3 separate regions of the Homo sapiens genome follow, and all the other regions are linked to region 1. The links are chromatin contacts, found by Hi-C or POLR2A ChIA-PET in ENCODE. All regions are on one chromosome and are shown on one strand. The core of a region is the stretch at or near the end of the contact, and the rest is flanking DNA. Distances in the headings are between cores, read along the strand shown. Region 1 overlaps FBXO42 (F-box protein 42). Region 2 overlaps ARHGEF19 (Rho guanine nucleotide exchange factor 19). Region 3 overlaps SPATA21 (spermatogenesis associated 21).

What was found. Hi-C counts contacts between places; a loop is a spot of excess contacts on that map. ChIA-PET counts read pairs that join two places held with the same protein, here RNA polymerase II (POLR2A). Pooled maps may share reads with other maps.
Region 2: a loop to region 1 is called in a pooled map, with 2.0 times the contacts of the local background. The contact joins two enhancer-like sites. A Hi-C loop is called at or near these places in 1 of 50 pooled maps. POLR2A ChIA-PET finds 5 or more read pairs at or near these places in 6 of 52 experiments (WTC11, activated T-cell, activated naive CD4-positive, alpha-beta T cell and 1 more).
Region 3: a loop to region 1 is called in a pooled map, with 2.0 times the contacts of the local background. The contact joins two enhancer-like sites. A Hi-C loop is called at or near these places in 1 of 50 pooled maps. POLR2A ChIA-PET finds 5 or more read pairs at or near these places in 4 of 52 experiments (A673, H1, activated CD4-positive, alpha-beta T cell and 1 more).

What each region holds. Positions count from the first base shown.
Region 1 is chr1:16,319,451-16,323,329 of GRCh38, reverse strand. The region is part of intron 1 of FBXO42 (F-box protein 42); the gene reads left to right. Among named protein-coding and RNA genes, the nearest start is that of FBXO42, 31 kb to the left of the region's middle. Within about 2 kb of position 2,114, at least 2 of the 41 ENCODE cell types and tissues checked have a DNase peak (open chromatin) inside an H3K27ac peak, as active enhancers do.
Region 2 is chr1:16,204,770-16,208,648 of GRCh38, reverse strand. It overlaps ARHGEF19 (Rho guanine nucleotide exchange factor 19), which reads left to right. Exons shown (of 16, transcript NM_153213.5): 2 at 1-6; 3 at 424-705; 4 at 872-974; 5 at 1,051-1,127; 6 at 1,439-1,701; 7 at 2,309-2,469; 8 at 2,566-2,718; 9 at 2,982-3,111; 10 at 3,224-3,298; 11 at 3,473-3,562; 12 at 3,730-3,879. Among named protein-coding and RNA genes, the nearest start is that of ARHGEF19, 5.9 kb to the left of the region's middle. RefSeq lists enhancers at 1-383, 384-1,357 and silencers at 1,404-1,853, 2,054-2,123. Within about 2 kb of position 1,993, at least 39 of the 41 ENCODE cell types and tissues checked have a DNase peak (open chromatin) inside an H3K27ac peak, as active enhancers do.
Region 3 is chr1:16,419,240-16,423,118 of GRCh38, reverse strand. SPATA21 (spermatogenesis associated 21) reads left to right here. Exons shown (of 13, transcript NM_198546.1): 4 at 1,148-1,208; 5 at 1,562-1,610. Among named protein-coding and RNA genes, the nearest start is that of SPATA21, 16 kb to the left of the region's middle. Within about 2 kb of position 2,243, at least 5 of the 41 ENCODE cell types and tissues checked have a DNase peak (open chromatin) inside an H3K27ac peak, as active enhancers do.

The DNA of each region.
Region 1 (3,879 bases), core at 865-3,364:
TCTCTGGCCTCAGCCTCCCGAGTAGCTGGGATTACAGGTGCCCACCACCACGCCCAGCTAATTTTTTGTATTTTTAGTAGAGATGGGGTTTCACCATGTTGGCCAGGCTGGTCTCAAACTCCTGACCTTGTGATTCCTCCGCCTTGGCCTCCCAAAGTGCTGGGATTACAGGCGTGAGCCACTGTGCCTGGCCAATTACATTTTTTAACCTTTTGAATTTGTGACAAATACGTTTGATTGCATTTTAAATGTTCAGCTTCCTTTTAGGTAAATGAAGTGTATTCCAACTTTAATAAAGATGTGTTTACCACAAGAGGATTGTCAGATGTCTAGTTGAATAGAAACCAAAGGCAAAAAACTAATCAAATATTGCCCTCAAATCTGGCAATGGCTTTTAAATGCATAGCAGTTTCATTCCCATGTTGAAATTCTTTTGAGTTGATTCTTTCTAGGTTACGGATTTTCTCCAATGAATTCAGAGTAGTTTCTTGATATCTACTATCTTTACAAAATCTTCCTGAAGTAAGTGGGGAACTTTCATTACTTAGGGAGGTTTTTGTTTCTTACTCTGTGTGACTTATGCTAGGTTTCACAGCATTAAAGCTAGAAACAGTGGCCACATCTTCCAGTCTCAAAATCTTAACCTTAATTTATACCTCAGAAGGGTAAGGCATTCAGACTTTAGAAACTGATTTGTGTTTAGTTATATGTAGCATAGTTTTTTTTTTAGTTTTTAAAATTTTTTTTGTATTTTGAGACAGAGTCTCGCTCTGTTGCCCAGGCTGGAGTACAGTGGTGCGATCTCAGCTCACTGCAACCTCCGCCTCCCAGGTTCAAGCAATTCTCCTGCCTCAGCCTCCTGAGTAGCTGGGATTACAGGCATGCGCCTGCACGCCCAGCTAATTTTTGTATTTTTAGTAGAGACGGGGTTTCCCCATGTTGGTCAGGCTGGTCTTGAACTCCTGACCTCATGATCCACCCACCTCAGCCTCCCAAAGTGCTGGGATTACAGGTGTGAGCCATCACGCCTGGCCTAGTATAGTAGTTTTTCGGAAGAAAAAGATACTACTGGGCCAAATAAATAGTTTCCTCTCTGGCAGCAGACTCTCAGGCCAGTATATATACCTTAAAAGGTACAAAATTCCATAAACCAGAGATTTGTATTAATTCTGACCAATAAAATATTTTGACAACATCTAGTAACATATAAAGGTAGGATCTACCATTTTCTGGATATACTAATGATGTAATTTTTTTTACATGTCCCAGGTAGCTGGGATTACAGGCGCCTGCCACCACGCCTGACTAATTTTTGGTGTTTTTAGTAGAGACAGGGTTTCGCCATGTTGGCTAGGCTGGTCTTGAGCTCCCGTCCTCAGGTGATCCACCCACCTCGGACTCCCAAATTGCTGGGATTACAGGCGTGAGCCACCACGCCTGGCCTAATGATGTAATTTCTATTATAAAATAACTACTGGGCACAGTGACTTATACCTGTATTCCCAGCACTTTGGAACATTGGGACAGGAGGATCACTTGAGCCTAGGAGTTCAAGGCTGCAGTGAACTATAATTGTGCCACTGCACTCTAGCCTGGGCGACAGAGCAGAACCCTATCTTTAAAAAAAAAAAAAAAACCCTTGCGAGCTCAGCACAAAGGTGTTCTGAGTAGACATGTCAATAAACCTTACACTCATTTGAATGCCTAGTACTAAGAAGACAAAGATGCCTAGGCCAATGGTCCTGCCTCCAGGGAGTTCAGATTCCAGTACATTCATTCAGTCACGTTGGGGAAGCTGAGAAGGTGTAACACAAATGTGAAGGGTGAGAAGGACTTCTTTTAAACAGTTTCATGAAAATTACATTCATTGAGTTAGTATGCTTACGTGTGAAAAGTTTGTAGGGCTTCTTTTGGCATGAAAACAAGAAAAACTCAGAGTTTCAAAATGCCTCTATATCCTTGGGGGAATATGAGTGATGATTTTATTACCTAATCATGGAAGTGAAAAAGAAGGGCTATGCAAATTGGTGTTGGGCATGTAATTACAGAGGAATTGCATCTGAGCTCACCCATGTGTGTTCTCCTTGGCATCTGTGGCTAGGGCCAAGTTAGCAAACATGCCCTCAAAGGTATGGGGTTTGATGTTTTTGTGGAGGGTGTAACAGTTGAATGGTGGAAATTGCTTGACATTGGCTATTACAGCAGTATGAGTCTCTTTATGTTGGCTTGCTATTGTATTTTAAGACAATTTGGAAAGAGAATGAGTTGTTTTATTGAATCAAATTTATTCTGATTGGGAAAAATAGTAATGTAAATAAACTTTTGCAGCCTCCATTGATTCATTTTGTTCTGCAACAGACCTTAGGCTTATAGTCTGTCAAAATGTTGTGCAAGGGAGCAACTATTTAATTTAAATGTCAACCATGCAGCCAAAGTCAAGGAATCCATTTCTTTGGGCTCTTTTCCTTGGTGAATTTAGAGCTGAGTGGAGGTTAAAAATATAAGAAAGTTAGGCTGGGCACGGTGGATTACTTGAGGTCGGGAGTTTGAGACCAGCCTGGCTAACATGGTGAAACCCTGTTTCTACCAAAAATACAAAAATTTGATCATGCCACTGCACTCCAGTCTGGGGCACAGAGCGAGACTCCCATCTCAAAAAAAAAAAAAATTAGCTGGGCATAGTGATGTGCGCCAGCTACTTGGGAGGCTGAGGTGGGAGAATCACTTGAACCTGGGAGGCAGAGGTTGCAGTGAGCTCAGATCGTGCCACTTCACTCCAGCCTGGGTGACAGAGTGAGACCCTATCTCAAAAAAATAATAAAACAAAAAATATATATGAAAGTTAATAAATCAGTGAAGTTAGCCAGTAGGAAATGATAATATATAAGGGAACAAGTAAGAGGGACTATGGGAAGTGATATTTTTTCCAGTAATAAAAGGCATGGTTTGATTTTTTTTTTTTTTTTTTTGACATGGAGTTTGCTCTTGTTGCCCAGGCTAGAGTGCGGTGGCATGATCTCGGCTTACTGCAACTTCCACCTCTCCAGTTCAAGTGATTCTCCTGCCTCAGCCTCCCGAGTAGCTGGGATTACAGGCATGTGCCACCACGCCCAGCTAGTTTTTTGTATTTTTAGTAGAGACGGGGTTTCACCATGTTAGCCAGGCTGGTCTTGAACTCCTGACCTCAGGTGATCTGCCTGCCTTGGCCTTCCAGAGTGCTGGGATTACACGCGTGAGCCACCATGCTCGGCGACTGTACGTTTTAGGATAGGAATTTGGGCTGGAAATGGAGGTCTCTGTTGTTTGAAAGGCCTCCCTCTAGCGAGTCAGTCATGTTGAAAAACACCTTACCCACGTGAGCATGGAAAGAGGCATAACTATCTAGGATCCTTTTTCTTTTTCTTTTTCTTTTTTTTTTTAAGATGGAGTCTCACTCTGTTGCCCAGGCTAGAGGGCAGTGGCGCAATCTCGGCTCACTGCAACCTCTGCCTCCCAGGTTCAAGTGATTCTCCTGCCTTAGCCTCCCGAGTAGCTGGGACTACAGGTGCACGGCACCATGCCCGGCTAATTTTTGTATTTTTAGTAGAGACGGAGTTTCACCATATTGGCCAGGCTGGTCTCGAACTCCCGAGCTCGTGATCCGCCTGCCTAAGCTTCCCAAAGTGCTGGGATTACAGGCGTGAGCCACCACACCTGGCCTAGGATCCTTTTTCTAATACAGTTTTCAGGAAACCCATTATAATACTCTTCTCTGCTTTTGGGGAATGAAGGGAATTGCTCCTTTCTCACTGTCAGTGCCTTTCCCCCATACCACCAGGTGGACTTAAGCCACTCCAGTCCTTCCAAGTAGCCACCAATTTGCTGATTATCACTAAGATT
Region 2 (3,879 bases), core at 744-3,243, 110 kb after region 1:
CTGCCTGTGAGTCACCCTGGGGAAGGCGGGTGTGGGTGCCATGGCAGGGGGATAGGGGAGGGGCTGGGCAGCTCCTTAACCTTTATGTCCCAAGGTTCCCCCAAAAGTCAGGACAAGTGGTAGATTAGTGATAAGGAAACTAGTGGGGCTCAGGGAAGGCAAGTGACTTGTCCAAGGTTATGCAGTGAGTGAGTCACCATTCTGGGCAGCCTGATCCCTCTGTCTACTGCAGCCAGGCCCTGTGCTCTCCTTACCCCTCTCGTGGACCCCAGGGCTCTGGGGACCAGATGCTAGCAGAAACACAGGCCCTTCCCTTGGGCATGGTGCCTGAACCTCCCCAGGTGCTCAGGGCCAGGGGCAGCAGCAGGGAGGAGGTTGGGGGAGACCCCAGCCCGTGCTCTCACTCCTTGCCCCCAACCCTAGGGCGCAAGATGCGGGTGTACCAGCGTGAAGAGGTCCCCGGCTGCCCCGAGGCCCACGCTGTCTTCCTAGAGCCTGGCCAGGTAGTGCAAGAGCAGGCCCTGAGCACAGAGGAGCCCAGGGTGGAGTTGTCTGGGTCCACCCGAGTGAGCCTCGAAGGTCCTGAGCGGAGGCGCTTCTCGGCATCGGAGCTGATGACCCGGCTGCACTCTTCTCTGCGCCTGGGGCGGAATTCAGCAGCCCGGGCACTCATCTCTGGGTCAGGCACCGGAGCAGCCCGGGAAGGTACCAGCTCCTCCCATGGGCCCTGAGGGCAGCCAGATGCCGGGTGGGGGTGGGGGTGGGCGATGCCCACTCACCGGCCGCCTGAGGCCGTCAGGGTGCCTGGGCCGGGGCCCAGGCCCCAGGCCCACTCTCTGGACCCCCCACCCTCAGTTCTCGCCCTCTCCAGGGAAAGCATCTGGAATGGAGGCTCGAAGTGTAGAGATGAGCGGGGACCGGGTGTCGCGGCCAGCCCCTGGTGACTCACGAGAGGGCGATTGGTCCGAGCCCAGGTACCACCTCCCGTTTGGGCTTGGGTCCGAGACAGGGTGCAGGCGAACTAGGGCCGTGACGCTCTCTCTTTCCTAGGCTAGACACACAGGAAGAGCCGCCTTTGGGGTCCAGGAGCACCAACGAGCGGCGCCAGTCTCGATTCCTCCTTAACTGTACGTGGGAGGGGGGTCCCTGGGAGGAGGTAACGGAGGAAGGGGCTGCGGTGTGGAAACGGGGAAAAGAGGGTTTGGAGAGTTGAGAGGTAGGGATCGAGTGAGAAACGGAGAATGGAACTGTCGGTATCTAGCACTCAGTAGGTGCTCAATTTGTTTATGGAATGAATGAATGAATGAATGAATTCACTGTGTCCAGATATCCGAACCGCGGCAAAGGTTAAGTGACGCGGGCTCTTGAGGGAACCGAGGAAAAGCCGGGCAGGGGCTGGCGGGCGCCCCACGCTCTCCCCCGCCCGTCTTTCCCCCAGCCGTCCTCTATCAGGAATACAGCGACGTGGCCAGCGCCCGCGAACTGCGGCGGCAGCAGCGCGAGGAGGAGGGCCCGGGGGACGAGGCCGAGGGCGCAGAGGAGGGGCCGGGGCCGCCGCGGGCCAACCTCTCCCCCAGCAGCTCCTTCCGGGCGCAGCGCTCGGCGCGAGGCTCCACCTTCTCGCTGTGGCAGGATATCCCCGACGTACGCGGCAGCGGCGTCCTGGCCACGCTGAGCCTGCGGGACTGCAAGCTGCAGGAGGTGGGCGCGCGCGGGGACCCGGCGGGGCGGGGGCGGGCCGGGGAGTACGCGGTCCGGGGACTTAGCGGGAACCGGGCCATAGAGGGAGGGGGACACACAAAGGGGGTTGCTGGCGCGACTGTCCGCGCGGAAGGTTGGCTCTAGGACCTGACTACACGAGGCCGTCTGGAAGCGAGGACAGCAAGCCGCTGAGCGAGAGGCGAGGGGAGCCGGGCTTGGGTGCGGGTAGGGGGCGGAGCCAGCGGGACGAAACCTAGGATAGGACAGGGCCGGATGAGGAGCGGAACCATTGGAAGAGCAAACGCCTGGTGGGCGCGGAACAAGGCGGGGCCAGGATCAGGGGCGGGACCTGGGGGGTGGGCGGGGCTCTGGGAAGAACGCGTCGGGGCGGGGCTTAGGAGAGGGGCGGGATCGAGGACAGGAAAGGCTTGCACAATTTCCCGCGGCGGGACGTGGGTCGCCGGGCCCGCCCGGCGCCAGATTAGGAGTGGGGCTAGAGAAGGGGCGAGGACGCGAGGTGTGGCGTCCTGGGGTCTGGGGATGTGAGGCCAGGGCCTCCGAGGTGAACTGGTCCTGCCCTTTCGACCCCGTGTGTGCCCTCCCTCAGGCCAAGTTTGAGCTGATCACCTCCGAGGCCTCCTACATCCACAGCCTGTCGGTGGCTGTGGGCCACTTCTTAGGCTCTGCCGAGCTGAGCGAGTGTCTGGGGGCGCAGGACAAGCAGTGGCTGTTTTCCAAACTGCCCGAGGTCAAGAGCACCAGCGAGAGGTGAAGAAGTGGTCTGGCCTGGCCCGGGGTGGGGACGGAGCCAGTGGTTGGCCAGCTCCCAGATCTGGGGTCTCCATCCTGGCTCTGACTCCTCAGGTTCCTGCAGGACCTGGAGCAGCGGCTGGAGGCAGATGTGCTGCGCTTCAGCGTGTGCGACGTGGTGCTGGACCACTGCCCGGCCTTCCGCAGAGTCTACCTGCCCTATGTCACCAACCAGGCCTACCAGGAGCGCACCTACCAGCGCCTGCTGTAGGGCTGGGGGCTCTGAAAGGGGCGGGGGCGTGGAGGGAGTCTCAGGCAGGTGTAGGCACTGAGGGCTGGGTGACGTAAGGTGACTCTGGGAGGGGAGGGGTCCCTGAAAAGGTCTCTGTGACCAGGATAAGGTGAGATGCAACCCCAAAGGGCAGTAAGGATGTGCTGAGAAGCCCCCTGAGGACCCCGTGGATGGCCAGGGTTGTGGATCCCAGGAATTCAGGCCTACCTGTGATTCCAGAGTCCTCCCCATTTTCCAGCCTGGAGAACCCCAGGTTCCCTGGCATCCTGGCTCGCCTGGAGGAGTCTCCTGTGTGCCAGCGTCTGCCCCTTACCTCCTTCCTTATCCTGCCCTTCCAGAGGATCACCCGCCTCAAGATGTTGGTGGAGGTACCTCGAGGGGACAGGCCACAGTGAGGGCTGGGCGAGGGAGATACACCTGTGGGCGGGCCGGGTCTCGGGAGTATGAGGACTGCCTCATTGTGCTGATCCCACCTTCCAGAACATCCTGAAGCGGACAGCACAGGGCTCTGAAGACGAAGACATGGCCACCAAGGCCTTCAATGCGCTCAAGGAGGTGAGCTGGGCAGGGCAGGGGCTGCTTGGCTCCTGAGGCCCCCCCTGGACCCCCAGCACGTCTCTAAAACAGCCCCCAGCTGTCAGAGTCTCCGGTCCCCAGGCAAGAGTCTGAGGCTGGGCTCTGGGAGCCGGAGCTGAGGGGCTGCAGGTGACCTCCCCACGGCTCCCCCAGCTGGTGCAGGAGTGCAATGCTAGTGTACAGTCCATGAAGAGGACAGAGGAACTCATCCACCTGAGCAAGAAGATCCACTTTGAGGGCAAGGTGTGTGTCTGCAGCCAGCGGGATGGGGACCCCAAGGGGCAGCTCTTGTTTCTTCCTTGCCCTGGGGGCTTCAGGCCAGTTAATCGCTGCCCACACCCTCCCATCTACCATCTTGTGCTCTCTGCCTGGTGCCCCTGGGCCTGACCCATCCTTCTCCATCCCTCTAGATTTTCCCGCTGATCTCTCAGGCCCGCTGGCTGGTTCGGCATGGAGAGTTGGTAGAGCTGGCACCACTGCCTGCAGCACCCCCTGCCAAGCTGAAGCTGTCCAGCAAGGCAGTCTACCTCCACCTCTTCAATGACTGCTTGCTGCTCTCT
Region 3 (3,879 bases), core at 994-3,493, 100 kb before region 1:
GTGGTGTGATCATGGCTTACTGCAACCTCCACCTCCTGGGTTCAAGTGATTCTCGTCCCTCAACCTCCCAAATAGCTGGGATTACAGACATGAGCCACCATGCGTAGCTAATTTTGTGTAGAGACAGAATTTCTCCATGTTGGCCAGGCTGGTCATGAATTCCTGACTTCAAGTGATCCACCTGCCCCTCAGCCTCCCAAAATTCTGGGATTGCAGGTGTGAACCACCACACCTGGCCAAAACCTCCTCTTTTTAAGGAGGCTCATGAAGGATTCTTGTTCTTTGAAGTATCCCTTGGAAAATCCCATTAAGGCTGAGCATGGTGACTGATGCCTGTAATCCCAGCACTTTGGGAGGCTGAGGCAGGAGGAATGCTTGAGCCCAGGAGTTCAAGACCAGCCTGAGCAACATAGTGAGACCTCATCTCTACCAAAAATTAAAAAATATCAGCCAGGCGTGGTGACAGGTATTTGTAGTCCCAGCTACTTGGGAGGCTGAAGCAGGGGGATCCCTTGAGCTCAGGAGGTCAAGGCTACAATGAGCTGTGTTCTTGCCACTGCACTCCAGCCTGGGTGACAGAGTGAGACTTGTCTCAAAAAAAAAAAAAAATACACACACACACAAAGGAAAACCCTATTTAAAGGGGATCTTCTCAATTTTCCAGGCTCTCATTCCACTCCCATAGGGAAGTGTGGTTCTTTGGGTAGGCCACGCCTTCTCTGGGCTTCAATTTCCTCACCCTTCAAAATGTGGGAGTACCTGTGCTACCTTCTAGGGGCACTAGGAGAATTAAGTAAGATGATGCCTGAAGTGCTGGGACCCTAGTAAGTGTGTAATAACTGGTCTCCAGTTCGCCTGGAGCATTGAGGTTCACCTGGGAACGAGGATGGAGCTCCCCAGCCGTGGTGTCCTTGTCCTTGACAGGGCTCCGGATATCAATCCACCCCCAGTCACCAGGCAGACATGGTGCAGCCAGCAGAGCCTTGCTGCCGCTTGGCCAGCCATGGCCAGCCACTGGGAGGCAAGCACCCCAAGGAGGCAGGTGTCCCACACATCAGGCCACAGGAGGCTCCGCCAGAGCCCAGCCCAGGGGGACATGGGGACAGCTCTCAGGAAGCAATGCCCCCAATGTCCGTCGTGGCTCCAGAGGAAAAGACAGTCAACCCCTTCCTGCCATCCACGCCTGGACCTAAAAAAGCAAAAGGAGGGTAAGTCATCATCCAGTGCCATCCCCTGCCCCCAACAAGGATGCTCTTCTGCTGAGTTTCAGGTGGGGTGAATTCTAGTCCAGACTGCTCCTGACCTGGTAGAGGACCTTGGGCAAGTCATGCTCCGCTGGGTCTCAATTTCCCCATCTGTGTAATGGCTGGAATACCAGAATTCTTGGTTCCGTGAGCCTGTATATATGAGGATGTGGGGACATAAGGAGCCCCCTGAGATGAGAAGGCCAAGGGGATGAGGCTGGGGTGGAACTGAGTGTCCTGGGGGCTGAGAGGGGAGGGCAGGGGGGCAAACCTTCAGCTGAGCGCTTCCCCCACCTGGGGGTTTCTCTTCTATTCAGGGGTGAGGCTGTGGAGACCCACCCAGCACCGGGGCCTCTTCCTCCACCAGTAAGTAGGGCCATAGGGGGAACGGGGACGAGCTGTGTAGGAGAAAGGCAGGGGGGATCAGGAGGAGGAAGAGGGCAGAAGCGGATGTGGCACGTCAAACCCCTATTTGGAGTCAAACCAAGGAAGGTGTGTGTGGCTGTGTGTTAAAGTGCACATGGATGTGCACACGTGTGTGTGTGTGCCTGTGCCTGTGTGTATGCATGTGTGTGTATTCTGGGTGGGCATCAAGAATGCTCTTACACTCTGGAGCCCTTGGGTTCATCCCAGGTGGTGGCTTGTTCCACATCAGCATGGATTTCTTCCACCCATTTGCCCTCGGCCACAGCCACACAATCCAAAGCATCCCTGAACACCTGGGAGGCTTCCCCGACCCCTCCCAGCCATCCTTCCCTCCCCAAGCTCTGCCACTTCCTAGTTCTTTGACCTGACCAGGCAACCTGCAAATACACAGTCACTAGCATGCATGCCCTGCCAGCATCTGCCCTGTCTCATCCTGTTCTGTTCATTGGCAAAACCCCACCCTGGCTAAACTCACTCAGCCTTGTACCCATGTTGAGCAGCTTAATGCGGTTGGAGAACATCCTGTCTTATTGATGGGTTTCACTTTCAAGCATTAACCACTCATGTCAGATGCTGCCTGCAAGTCTCACTTTTCCTTGGCCACACCGCCCTCCCTCCGCTCCAGGTCATCATTTCACAACAGCATCCCCCACGCCCCTCATCTCACTCATGTGTCACTGACAAACAGAAGCATCAGATGAGAAGAAGCATCCCCAAACCCACCACCCTCCCTGCCTTGATTTGGCTGCAATGGGAGCTGTGAAGATGGGCCCCTGCTCCCATGGCTGTCTCCCCATTTATTCATTAGCTCTCGTCCCCTCCCCCCACCACATGATCCCTCTCTGCGTTACTACAGGACGATTCCATCAGCATACAAACATGGCTCAGCCTCCACAATATCAAAAGCTGCCTTTCTTTCTTTCTTTCCTTTTTTTTGAGACAGAGTCTCTGTTGCCCAGGCTGGAGTGCAGTGGTGTGATCACGGCTCACTGCAACCTCCACCTCCCGGGTTCAAGCTAGTCTCAGCCTCCTGAGTAGCTGGGACTACAGGCGTGTACAAACATACCTGGCGTCAAAAGCCGTCTTTCCTTGCTCCCCTTTGCAGCCCCATCCCTCAATAATTGTCCCCCTCACCTCCTCCGCTTGTCTTTTCTCAACACATCCCCATATGAGAGCTTTTATCGGGGTCTCCATAATCTCCATCTGGCTTATCAAATGGAAGAGCTCTGTCCTTACAGAGCCCACCTCGCAACAGCAGAAGACACAGTGGCTCCCTCTCTCCTCAATGCTGCCTTCTCCAGGCTCCATGACAGCCCTACCTTGGTTCTCCTCCCATGTCACTAGCAACTCCTTCCCAGTCTCCCTCCCTAGTTCCTCCTCATCTTCTCCACCCTCGGGGCTCCACCCTCTGGTCTCCCATCTCCATTCTCTCCCTGGATGATCTCATTCAGTCCCTCTGATGATTCCCAAATCCATATCTTCAGGCGAGACTTTGCCTTTTTCTTTTTTTGAATTGACAGAGTCTCTGTTGCCCAGGCTGAAGTGCAGTGGCGCAATCTCAGCTCACTGCAACCTCTGTCTCTGAGGTTCAAGCAATTCTCTTGCCTCAGCCTCCCGAGTAGGTGGGATTACAGGCAAGCACCACCTCACCCGGTTAATTTTTGTATTTTTAGTAAAGATGGGGTTTCACCATATTGGTCAGGCTGCTCTCGAACTCCTTACCTCCGGTGATCCGCCCGCCTCAGCCTCCCAAACTGCTGGGATCACAGGCGTGAGCCACCATGCCCAGCCATAGACCTTGCCTTTAAATTCCATGTTCATATATCCAATGGCCTACTTGAATTCCCTCTGGCTGGCTAATTCACTTCTCAAACATGACCACAGCAGTCTTCTTCAGCCCAGCAAATGACACTGCCTTTCTCACCCAAGGGGCTCATGCAACCCAGCTCAAAATCACCTCTGATTCCTCCTTTTCCCTCTATAATCCTTTCACGTGTCAACAAGCCCTGTTTAGTGCTACCTACAAAATAAATCCTGAATCCGTCCCTTCCTTCCACTCCCTCTTTCATTACCCTAGTCCAAGCCTCATCTTCTTAGAATAAGATCCAAAATCTTCACCAAGAGCCATAAAGCCCTATGTCTAGCCACTCTGGTCTAACCTCCAGCCCTTGGATATGCTAAGCCTAGTCTCACCCCAGGGCCTTTGAAT